Linked DNA regions of Homo sapiens: region 1 is linked to region 2. Evidence: chromatin loops called from intact Hi-C (ENCODE). Cell type or tissue: body of pancreas. All regions are shown on one strand. Each heading gives the region's core, and the rest is flanking DNA. Links, peaks and the distances in the headings are about the cores only.

Region 1 (5,384 bases), core at 126-5,125, 44 kb before region 2:
CCATTAACAAAATATCCATCCCCTTGTCATTCTGGCTTTTGATTTGACAGATTAGGCAATAGCTCTAATTTAGACAGCCAAATTGGTTCTCTACTTAAAAGACAGAAATTATGCTCTTCTTCATAATTATCTACACTCTCATTGTAATCTTCATCTACCACCACTGTTACCATGCAAAGCATTGATTAAATATTTCTTTGTACATTTCACAAAGAAAGATTTTACAAGTGCATATTTACTGCCTTCCAGAAAATAATAATTTTAAAGGAATATATGTTAATTATCTGTTTGAAACTGTCAATGTGAGCTAAATCTTTAGTACCTCTAATTTATACCCAGGTACTTGAAATTTTAAATAGCAGTTCCAAAAAATCAAAAGCTTTTTGACCAAATGTGTTATTATGGGGAAGGGAATTCTTACAGAAACAAATAATTGCTAGAACTTTTATTTCATTATCTTAGGAACCTCCTCTTCAATGATTGTTGATCTCAATATGGTTATTGTCTCATGAGGCCCTCATGAATTGGCTGGGGAGAGTCTCTGGCATTTGTTTGGAGCTTTTAAGGAGTTAGCACTTCCAGCCTGTCTCTTTTCTCCATTTATCCTTCTATTAAGAGACTCTACTTAGCAAGTGCTCTCTCTTCAGTGGCTGTAGGGTTTTATGCAGCTAATTTTTATCTGTTGAGTACAGTCATTAGACCCTTGATTACCAAGGGCAGAGATTTACTCAGGCCACCTTAATAAAAATGGGGATGTATTATAAATATAGGTGGGTACCAGAGCCTAAAAGCTATGAGAATACTAAGTAGTACTTGAGACAACTCTCCTCTCCACTTCTCTTACAGCCTATGTGGTCTCTCTTTCAAAGCGCCACTGCTTTGCTCTCTATGCCTGCCCCATCTTTCTGTGAATCTACTCTGTATTCCCCAGGAATTTGGGGACTTACACCCCAAGAAACAGTTTTGGGGCCGGGTGCGGTGGCTCATGCCTGTAATCCCAGCACTTTGGGAAGCCGAGGCGGGCGGATCAAGAGGTCAGGAGTTCAAGACCAGCCTGGCCAAGATGGTGAAACCCCCGTCTCTACTAAAAATACAAAAAATAGCTGGGCATAGTGGCAGGCACCTGTAATCACAGCTACTCGGGAGGCTGAGGCAGGAGAATTGCTTGAACTCAGGTGGCAGAGGTTGCAATGAGCCGAGGTCATGCCACTGCACTCCAGCCTGGACGATAGAGTGAGACTCTATCTCAAAAAAAAAAAAAAAAAAAGAAGAAGAAGAAGAAGAAGGAGAAACCGTTTTGAAGGAAATTTATCAGGTTGGCTTAGCTCATTACTAACCTGCTATAGGGCAAAACCTTCACATCTGACCTTGGGTTTGATGCTTAATGTTGGCCCCATCAGAAGCCATGCCTGCACAGCTAAGTCAGATACTGCCTCACTAAGCAGGGGGCTATGGCCAGTGTGTTTTCTACTGTTTAAAAAAAAATGACAGGAGGCACTGTAATTAACATGTCCAATATATGTATAATCAGAAGTCAGAGGTGCCTCAGCCTTGGATAGCTACGAAAGGATTTTATCCAATGATACCTCCTTATTGTACATTGAATTGGTAATTCCCAAGTTTTGGACTTCTACAGAAGAAAACTTTGACAAAACTCAACCCTATTATATTTTGAATGATATAATCACAACCATCTTCCTTTGTTTGGGTATTCATTTGTGTTTTGAATAATTAAGCAGGAAATCTAGCCTGAATATTCTAGCCATCTCAAATTCCATTGGTTTATCTGTACAGCTAAAAATAATTACACTCATGTGCGCTTAATGAATAGATCAGACTGCTTCACATTCTTGCCTGCATTCAGAAATTCAAAAGGTAGGTTACCCTGCTTTTTGCTAAATTTTTTAGTGATATTAATTTGTGGAACAGATTCTATAAACTTTAAGTCCTAATGTCCAGCTTTTGGAATTATGATTTTTTAAAGTTTACCATTTGAACATATAATAATCATCAATATTTCAGAAGATTGAAAAATAAAATATATTTGAACTTTGCTAACCACTTTCTCCCTCAGTATTTACAGACCTCCACTAATTGAGATGACGCACTTCTTCAAAAATAAAGATGCTGTTCAAATACTTTCCGTGTTTGCTTAATTAAAAAGGACATTGGAAAAAATGACCTTGTATGCCCACTAATAGCAGTTTGGAAGCGACACTTCCTATTCATTATGTTATCACCATTTTCCTTTAAAATAATCATTCAAATACATGCATTTCTCATTTCCAAGAAAACTAAAGCTGACATGTAATAAACTGAGAGTTAAATACAGATCCATTATTGTGGGGCCAACAAAACCTGTGTTACTCAGATCTGATAACACAGTTGCATGTAAATTCCATGCATCTGCTTATATCTAATATGTGCACATATTTACTCTGAGGAAATGGGAAAGCAAAGCTGGGCTCAAGAGTAGTAATGTAAACAGCATCGCACCTACGCTCAGCAGGAATCGTTTGCACACCTGTCTTTCTTGGAAATGTGTCAACCAGTTGTTTTCTCAGGTTCATGTGCAATTTTATCGAGCCCTGGAAACACCTACTCCACATTCACTGTGCCAACCATTAAAGTCCAGTTTGTTTCTGAGTGAGGAGGTGGGAAAGGGCTGGTTTGGAAACCAAGTCTGTGACTGTTTCAAATGCACCAGTGGTCTCCCAAAGGTTGACTTTTATCACCTTTGAGACAGTACTCTCTGAAGGCCCCTCCCTCATTCTTACAGATTGGCATTTTGATTTTAAAAAATGAAAATGAAAAAAAAGGAAATAGAGAAATGGGACCACATATAGAAAAACTGGGATAAAGCTTCATTTATTCAACACCCACTGTATGTCAGGCCTGTGTTAGTCTTTAGAGATACAGCAGTAAACAACTTTCTACTTTGACTTCTAAGCAATAAATTTGCTTAAGTTTACTGCAGACTTGGAGCAAAGTCTCTAAAGAGTGTGGTGATAAAATGGAGAATCTGGAACATTAGAGAAGGAATGCCTTTGTTTAGTGGGTGACTCCTTAAATAGCATAATTTTCTAAATTTTTTAATGTCATACAGTTATTATTTTGTAATCTAACGTAAAAATGAAGTTTAGGCCAGGCATGGTTGCTCACACCTGTAATCTCAACACTTTGGGAGGTCGAGGCAGGAAGATCACTTGAGCTTAGGAGTTCGAGACCAGCCCAGCCAACATGGTGAAACCCCGTCTCTACAAATAATACAAAAATTAGCCAGGCGTGGTGGCTCGTGCCTGCAGTCCCAACTACTTGGGAGGCTGAGGTGGGAGGATTGCTTGAGCCAGGGAGACAGAAGTTGTAGTGAGCCGTGGTAGGGATACATTTTTTTAAATGTTTAAAAAAAATAAACATAAAGTTTAGATGAAATTCATACATTAAGAAAATTAATTTGCTAGGCCAGGCACTGTAGCTCACGCCTGTAATCCCAGCACTTTGGGAGGTTGAGGCAGGGAGATCACTTGAGCTTACCAGTTCAAGATCAGCCTGGACAACATGGCAAAACCCTATCTCTACTAAAAATACAAAAAACTGGCCAGGAGTGGTGGCACGTGCCTGTAGTCCCAGCTACTTGGGAGGCTGAGGTGGGAGGATGGCTTGAGACTGGGAGGTGGAGCTTGCAGTGAGCTGAGATCACACCACTGCACTCCACCCAGGGTGATAGAGCCAGACCCTGTCTCAAAAAAAAAATTAATTTGCTTTTAGTCCAATGGTGACAAACATTGATTCATCCACTCATGAATGTATATGGTAGTTATAAAATAATATAGCGCAAAGTTCTAGCTACATAGATATTAAGGAGGCAAAGAGAAGGAATCCTAACTCAGCCTGGGGAGGAGTAAGAGAGGGAGTTTGGGAGGGCTTCCTGGAAGCAGTGACCACTGAGAGTTAAAACCAGAGAAGGAGTGAGGTCAAAGGAAGAACATTCTCTACAGAGAAGATAGCAATTAAAAGGAACTGGAGATCTAAAATAACTCTTCTTAATGTCTTTACTGACTTCTATGTGGGGCGTTGGGGGAAGAGCACTAGAAGAGGTTGAATATATCTAGAACATACACTATGACTGAAGCGAGTTTGAGAGACAGGGCTAGAGAGATAAGCAGGAATAAAATCAGGGAGAGCCTTGAGCACCACCGCATTAGGAAAAGGCTGCCGTATTAGGAAAGGCTGTTCAATATGACGTAATAAAACCTAATTATCGTAGGTTCATGAGAGCTTATCCAAGAAAGGTCCTGTCACTGTCGTAGCCAGGCAGGATATTAAAGATATTTCCGTATTGAAGACCTTTCCCTAATTCGCATCTCTGTGACACTGTCACCTACTCTTTCTTTTCCCATTCTAGCTCTTAGGCCTGGTGGCAATTCTGTAAGAGTGCCAAAAAGGAAGTACAAGCTTTAAAAAATAATTATACCATTTTTAAAACAACAAAACAAAACAAGTCACCAAAAGAAGTCTGCTTAAATTTTGCTTTCTGGGCTGCAAAGATCATGACCACTAGGAAGCTGAATTGAAGAAAAGCCCTACTTGTTTTGGCCAATGTTTTCCTCAAATAGAAGAGTCTGAATGTGTTGCCGTGTCCAGAGATTTGCTGGTATGTGGTTCAGATGCTTCTCCAGTCGAAGCTTTATGTGAAATTTTAAAAGGTGTAGGGCTCACCAAAGCCCCATAGGGAGCTATCAATCTATGTCATGGGGCGGACTCTGAATCCTTGTGAGTAATCCCCGCCTGCCTTCCCTCCCCCAGCTCTCTCCCCAGCACCATGTAAGGTAAGTTCAGCCAGCAAACTCAGATCTGGCTCTCTTTACCCTTGAGAACCTTGCTTATGCCTCTAACACACACGCAGACGGTGAACTGGGCACATTGCTTTCTACTTTTATGAAGGTCACAGACTCTTACTGCTAGAGTAACCAGATCTCCTGCCTCACCAGGCGCAGTCCCAGGCGGTGTCTGTGCTGTCAATATAAATCCCAATTTCTAACCACCTTCAGCAGGAGTTCTACCTCTGCTTGCAAGCCTTTCTCCCATTTATTCCACAGAGAAGCTTATACGATGGAACTCCCGTGAATTCCAGTAAAACCTAAGAATTTGAGAAACACCCTAGAGATTATGGTTGAGAGTTTAGCCTACAATTTATGTGTTCGAGGAACCTTCAGATAAATTATATAATTACATTTAATAAATCCTTGTTGCACTCGTCTGAAAAATAAATAGGTAATTTTTTAAAGCATAAGGAAGGCCCATCTCCCACCCCAAGCAAAGGTAATCAAGGAACTCGGAAAACCTAGGGCAAAGAGTTGAGTGAAAGCAGATCTGGGAAGAAG
Region 2 (5,384 bases), core at 83-5,082:
CACATCAGTTCTGAATTGAAAATTCCTAACACGTGTCCAAGTCTGCAACAGAGACACACACACAGTTTGCTTCCTACTCTGGAATTCTTCCCTGTGCCTTTGGCTGGAAAGAATGCAGGAATCAAAGCATTTCCTTGAACAATGGAAGCCAAGATAAATCTACTTATGCTAAGAAACAATAGAAATGAAATTTCCACTGGGATCAAGCTCAACACAGCTTATTAGCATCCCTTTCATGCTAGGTATTTGGCTTAGATATCAGGTTAGGGGTTAGGAGAAGAGAGTCCATGACCATTATACTAAACATGAACGTTCACCAGAGAGTCATCAACTTGTGTTTTACTTCTTCAAATGCTCTTTCTCATTCTTAATGATCAGCATTAAGTATCCTATTTTGGACCACGATTTTGGTTTGGTTTTCACATTTTTCATGTTGACAGTAACAGACTTATTCTACAACAATTAACAAACCAGACCACCCACAAACTGCCATTAACTCTGAGTTGTACTTTGATGTATTTTATGTTTTTTGTTTGTTTGTTTGTTTTGAGTCAGAGTCTCACTCTGTAGCCCAGGTTGGAGTGCAGTGCAGTGGCACAATCTTGGCTCACTGCAACCTCCGCCTCCCAGGTTCAAGTGATTCTCAAACCTCAGCCTTCCAAGTAGCTGGGATTATAGGCACCTTCTACCGTACCCAGCTAATTTTTGTATTTTTTGTAGAGATGGGGTTTCACCATCTTGGCCAGGCTGGTCTCGAACTCCTGACCTCAAGCCATCCGCCTGCCTTGGCCTCCCAAAGTGCTAGGATTATAGGTATGAGCCACTATGCCCGGTCTTATGTTGTATATTTAATCCATCTTCAGTAGCAATTATACCCTGATCGTGAAAAAACTCAAGTTTCTTGTCATTTCTGTTCAAGATGTAACCTAAGTGGACAGGAGTGGGTGCCTAGGAAAATACCAGAATATACAATATTTTGTTTGGAAGGGATGACTAACCTTGTTTATGTATCCAGTACCCAGCAACTAAACCTTCTATCTTTTTTTATCCCAATAGATGTGGTACTTAAAACAATCAAACACAGTTTATCTTGGTCTGCTGTTATGATACAGCTAGACCTAACCAGGTTCTTGTTGGTTCCAGAAGTACCACCACATTTACTATGCACATTTTTTTCATCTTTAGTGTCTATTCTCTCTTTTATTCTCCCTGGCCATTAAGCCTAATGTATTCAGCCTCAATATCATATGTTGAAATCCTAACCCCCAATGTAATGGCATTAGCAGGTGGAGCCTTTGGGAAGTGATGAGGTGATAAGGGTGGAACCCTCATGAATGGGATTAGTGCCCTTATAAAAGATCATTTAATGAGCAGTTGGCAGTCTGTAAACCAGAAGAGGGCCCTCACCAGAGCCCAGCCACGCTGACACTCTTATCTCAGATGCCAGCAGTTACCTTGGCTTCATCCCTACTCCTTTGTACTCTTCATACTCTCTTATAGGACTTTAATTCCTTATCACCTTATACCCCAGATTCACTTCTTTTTCTCACCCAAGTCTCAAATTTCTAGCATCAATGCTTGGCTTCATGATCTGCTACTGGCCCATGTCACCTTATGCCATCCTCCAAATGTCTCGCTTGGTTTCCAGTCCTCTACCTTCCTGCACTCTTTCTACCTCCACTCATCTCCCTCCTTTTTGGCATCTACCACTATGGTCAGTGAGATTACCCTGGTGCAGCCCTCACCTGTTGCCAAGCAGAAACTCAAGAAATAGCCAACTTGGGAACTTATTTCAACAGGGGCATTTCACTTTACACTAGACTCTGCATTCCACTTTATTCTGGACCCTGCTCACTGAGGATCAGTATAAACGTCACGTTCATTGTTGTATCCCCAGAATCCATCACAATGTCATACATATTAGATTTTCAATCCAATACTCACTGGATGAATTTCAATGACAGTAACAAATGTACTTTTGCCATTTGCCCACATAATTAGACAAACAATTTTGATGTGTTGGTAAGACACAGTCACCCTCTCTGATATTTACCCTCCTGCTTTGCACTTCGCAGGCATAGCCATATTGTGCAGTACAGACTGTGCACACAGCGAACTCCATGGGTTTATCAAAACTTCATTAAATGACCTTTTCAGTGAGCAAACAGCCTGATGGAAACCATGAAGCTACCCTGAGATCATCATCAAATCCTAAGTTTCCTCAAAGATAAATTGGAGAAGGCTCAGAAGATTTGTTAAAAGATAATTAAGAAATAGAAAAAATAAGAAATAAAATCAGGCTAAGATGTTGTGAGAACGCCTATTAGATTAATTCCCTAAAACCTCTATTTTCTTAAACTAGCTTGTATTAGTTTGTTGGGGTCGTTACAACAAAATACTATAGACTAGGTGTATACAAAAAAACAACAAAAATGTATTTCTTACAGTTCGTGAGGCTGGTAAGTCAAAGATCAAGGCACCAGCAGACTTGGTGTCCGGTGAGGGCCCACTTTCTCATAAATGGTGCCTTCTCTATCAGGCACAGTGATTCATGCCTGTAATCCTACCACTTTGGGAGGCTGAGCCAGGCGGATGACTTGAGGTCAGGAGTTCAAGACCAGCCTGGCCAATAGGGTGAAACCCTGTCTCTACTAAAAACACAAAAATTAGCCGGGCGTGGTGGCAGGTTCCTGTAGTCCCAGCTACTGAGGAGGCTGAGGCAGGAGAATGGCGTGAACCTGGGAGGCGGAGCTTGCAGTGAGCCGAGACCACGCCACTGCACTCCAGCCTGGGCAATAGAGCGAGACTCTGTCTCAAAAAAAAAAAAAAAAAAAAAATTAGCCAGGCCTGGTGGCGGGTGCCTGTAATCTCAGCTACTTGGGAGGCAGAGGCACGAGAATCGCTTGAACCAGGGAGGTGGTGGTTGCAGTGAGCCAAGCTGGCACCATCGCACCCCAGCCTGGGTGACAGAGCCAGACTCTGTCTCAAATAAATACATAAATAAAATGGTGTCTTCTTACTGAGTCCTCACATGGTAGAAGGGGCACACAGGTTCCCTCAGCTTCCTTTTTTGTTTTTTTTTTTTTGAGATGGAGTTTTGCTCTTGTTGCCCAGGCTGGAATGCAATGGCACGACCTCGGCTCACTGCAACCTCCGCCCCCCAGATTCAAGCAATTCTCCTGCCTCAGCCTCCCAAGCAGGTGGGATTACAGGCGCCCGCCACCACGCCCGGCTAATTTTTTGTATTTTTAGTAGAGACGGGGTTTCACCATGTTGACCAGTCTGGTCTCAAACAACTGACCTCAGATGATCCACCAGCATCAGCCACCGTGCCCGGCCAACTGAGCTTCTTTTTTAAGGGCCCTAAAAACTCCCATTTGTGAGGTCTCTGGCCCCTTGATCTAATTACCTCTCTAACGGCCCCACCTCTTAATATCATCATCTTGGGGCTTGGGACTTCAACATGAATTTTTTCGGGGTGGGGAGACACAAAAATTCAGATTATATAGCATAGCTGTAGTAAGATTCTGAAACTTGCCACCAAATATCCCTATCTAAGACAAAGATGTATGAGTAAATGTCCCATAATATATGATTCCTTGGGAAACACTTAACAAAACGGTATGGATAATTTAATTCTATTCCTGTACACAGAGAGTGAAATATCTGGGGTATTTTTTAATTAACACATATAAAATAAATGCAGTAAAGTGCACCAATCTGAAGTATTCAGCTTGATACATTTTTACTTTGTATATGCACATGTGATTGCCAACAAGATAAACATATAGTACATTTCCAGGACTCCGGAAGACTTTCTCAAGTCCCTTCTCTGAAGAATCCTTCACAGAACATTTAGTGGGCACCCTACTGAGGAGATTTTAGGTGCATTTTCAGTTTTTTCTTTATACTATTCTGTTGCTCAAGTTTTCTTCATGAGTATTACTTGTATCATCAGAAAAAATAATAAAGCCACCTTTTTGTAGACTTTTTGGACAGCAGTACTACTGAGAACTTCAGGCAGCTGAATGCCTGAATCCAGCATTTCAATGTTTAACTCTATTCTGGTCTGAATGTTGTGTCCACCCCTTGAAATTCATATGTTGAAATCGCAACCCCCAGTGTGATGGCATTAGGAGTGGGGTCTTTAGGAAGTGATTAAGTCAGGCCAGGTGTGGTGGCTCATGTCTGTAATCCCAGCACATTGGGAGGCCAAGGCGGGCAGATCACCTGAGGTCAGGAGTTCGAGACCAGCCTGGCCAACATGGCAAAACTCTGTCTCTACTAAAAATACAAAAATTAGCTGGTCCTAGTGGTGGGCACCTGGAGTCCCAGCTACTAAGGAGGCTGAGGCAGGAGAATCGCTTGAACCCAGGAGGCAGAGGTTGCAGTGAGCCGAGATCGCACCACTGCACTCCAGCCTGGGTGACAGAGCAAGACTCCATCTCAAAGAAAAAAGGAGGTCATAAGGGTGGAGCCCTCATAAATGGAATTAGTTCCCTTATGAAAGATGACCTATCGAGCAGTTGGCAGTCTATAAACCAGAATAGGGCCCTCACCAGAACTCATCCGTGCTGACACCCTGATCTCAGACTTCCCAGCCTCCAGAACTGTGAGAGAATAAAGTTCATTGTTAAAAAGTCACCCAGGCTATGGTAGTTTGTTATAGCAGCTGGAGCTAAGACAAACTCCTTTATTTTTCTTGTTTTTCTTTGTATATTTTTTGCTCTCCTTTTTCTCCTCCCTAATACTTAGCAAATCTTTTCTTTCTAGCAGTGTAATCTGTTCACTGTGAGGGCAATACATACATGCTTCCTAAGCCTTATAGAAGGAGCAGCATATTCCAGTGGCTGGGCATTGTATGGCCATCTGAAATCGGAGTGGAATGAGCCCAGTCGAGAACGAGACACAAAGTCAGGAGGAAAGATATTAAAATGGACGCTTTTATTACGGACAACAGCAGATTGGAGAAGGCAGCTTGGATCTGCAGCCCCAGTCCACCTCCAAGTACCGATGGCCATGAGTTCAGTTCACACACTTGTAAACCCACCTCCCTGCAGAGACAGCACCCTTGTCAGGAAGCACTTCACCACATCAGCGACAAAGGCATGCGGCTTCAGGACACACTGCTTCCAGGGACAGGGAACCAGGCTGTTGAGCACTCAGTGCTTCTCCCAGTCTCACCAGACAGATAAGGCACCAGGTGAAGGTGGATGAGAAAAGGGCAGAAGTTATCCTCCTAATGTTTCTAAACTTCCCTTTAAAGGAACTGAAATGCAAGTTTTCTTATGCGCAAACACGAAGATTTAGAAATATGGTTCCAGGCCAAATGTGTGGCTCATGGCTGTAATCCCAGTACTTCGGGAAGCCAAGGAGGTAGGATT

Evidence for each region. A loop is a pair of places that touch in the nucleus more often than their neighbours do. Peaks named below come from ENCODE experiments on the same cell type or tissue, not always from the same donor. Only the 100,000 strongest peaks of a DNase experiment are listed, where the experiment ranks them.
Region 1: it touches region 2 in a loop (2.2-fold over the local background); 1 of 110 quality-filtered maps calls a loop at or near these places.

Annotation. Positions count from the first base shown.
Region 1 is chr6:154,588,466-154,593,849 of GRCh38, forward strand. No RefSeq gene overlaps it. Among named protein-coding and RNA genes, the nearest start is that of CNKSR3, 80 kb to the left of the region's middle. In body of pancreas, for the core only: no CTCF peak of the experiment used is centred there; DNase peaks (open chromatin) are centred at 2,516 and 4,936; H3K27ac peaks cover 3,608 bases.
Region 2 is chr6:154,632,169-154,637,552 of GRCh38, forward strand. No RefSeq gene overlaps it. Among named protein-coding and RNA genes, the nearest start is that of SCAF8, 99 kb to the right of the region's middle. In body of pancreas, for the core only: no CTCF peak of the experiment used is centred there; no DNase peak of the experiment used is centred there.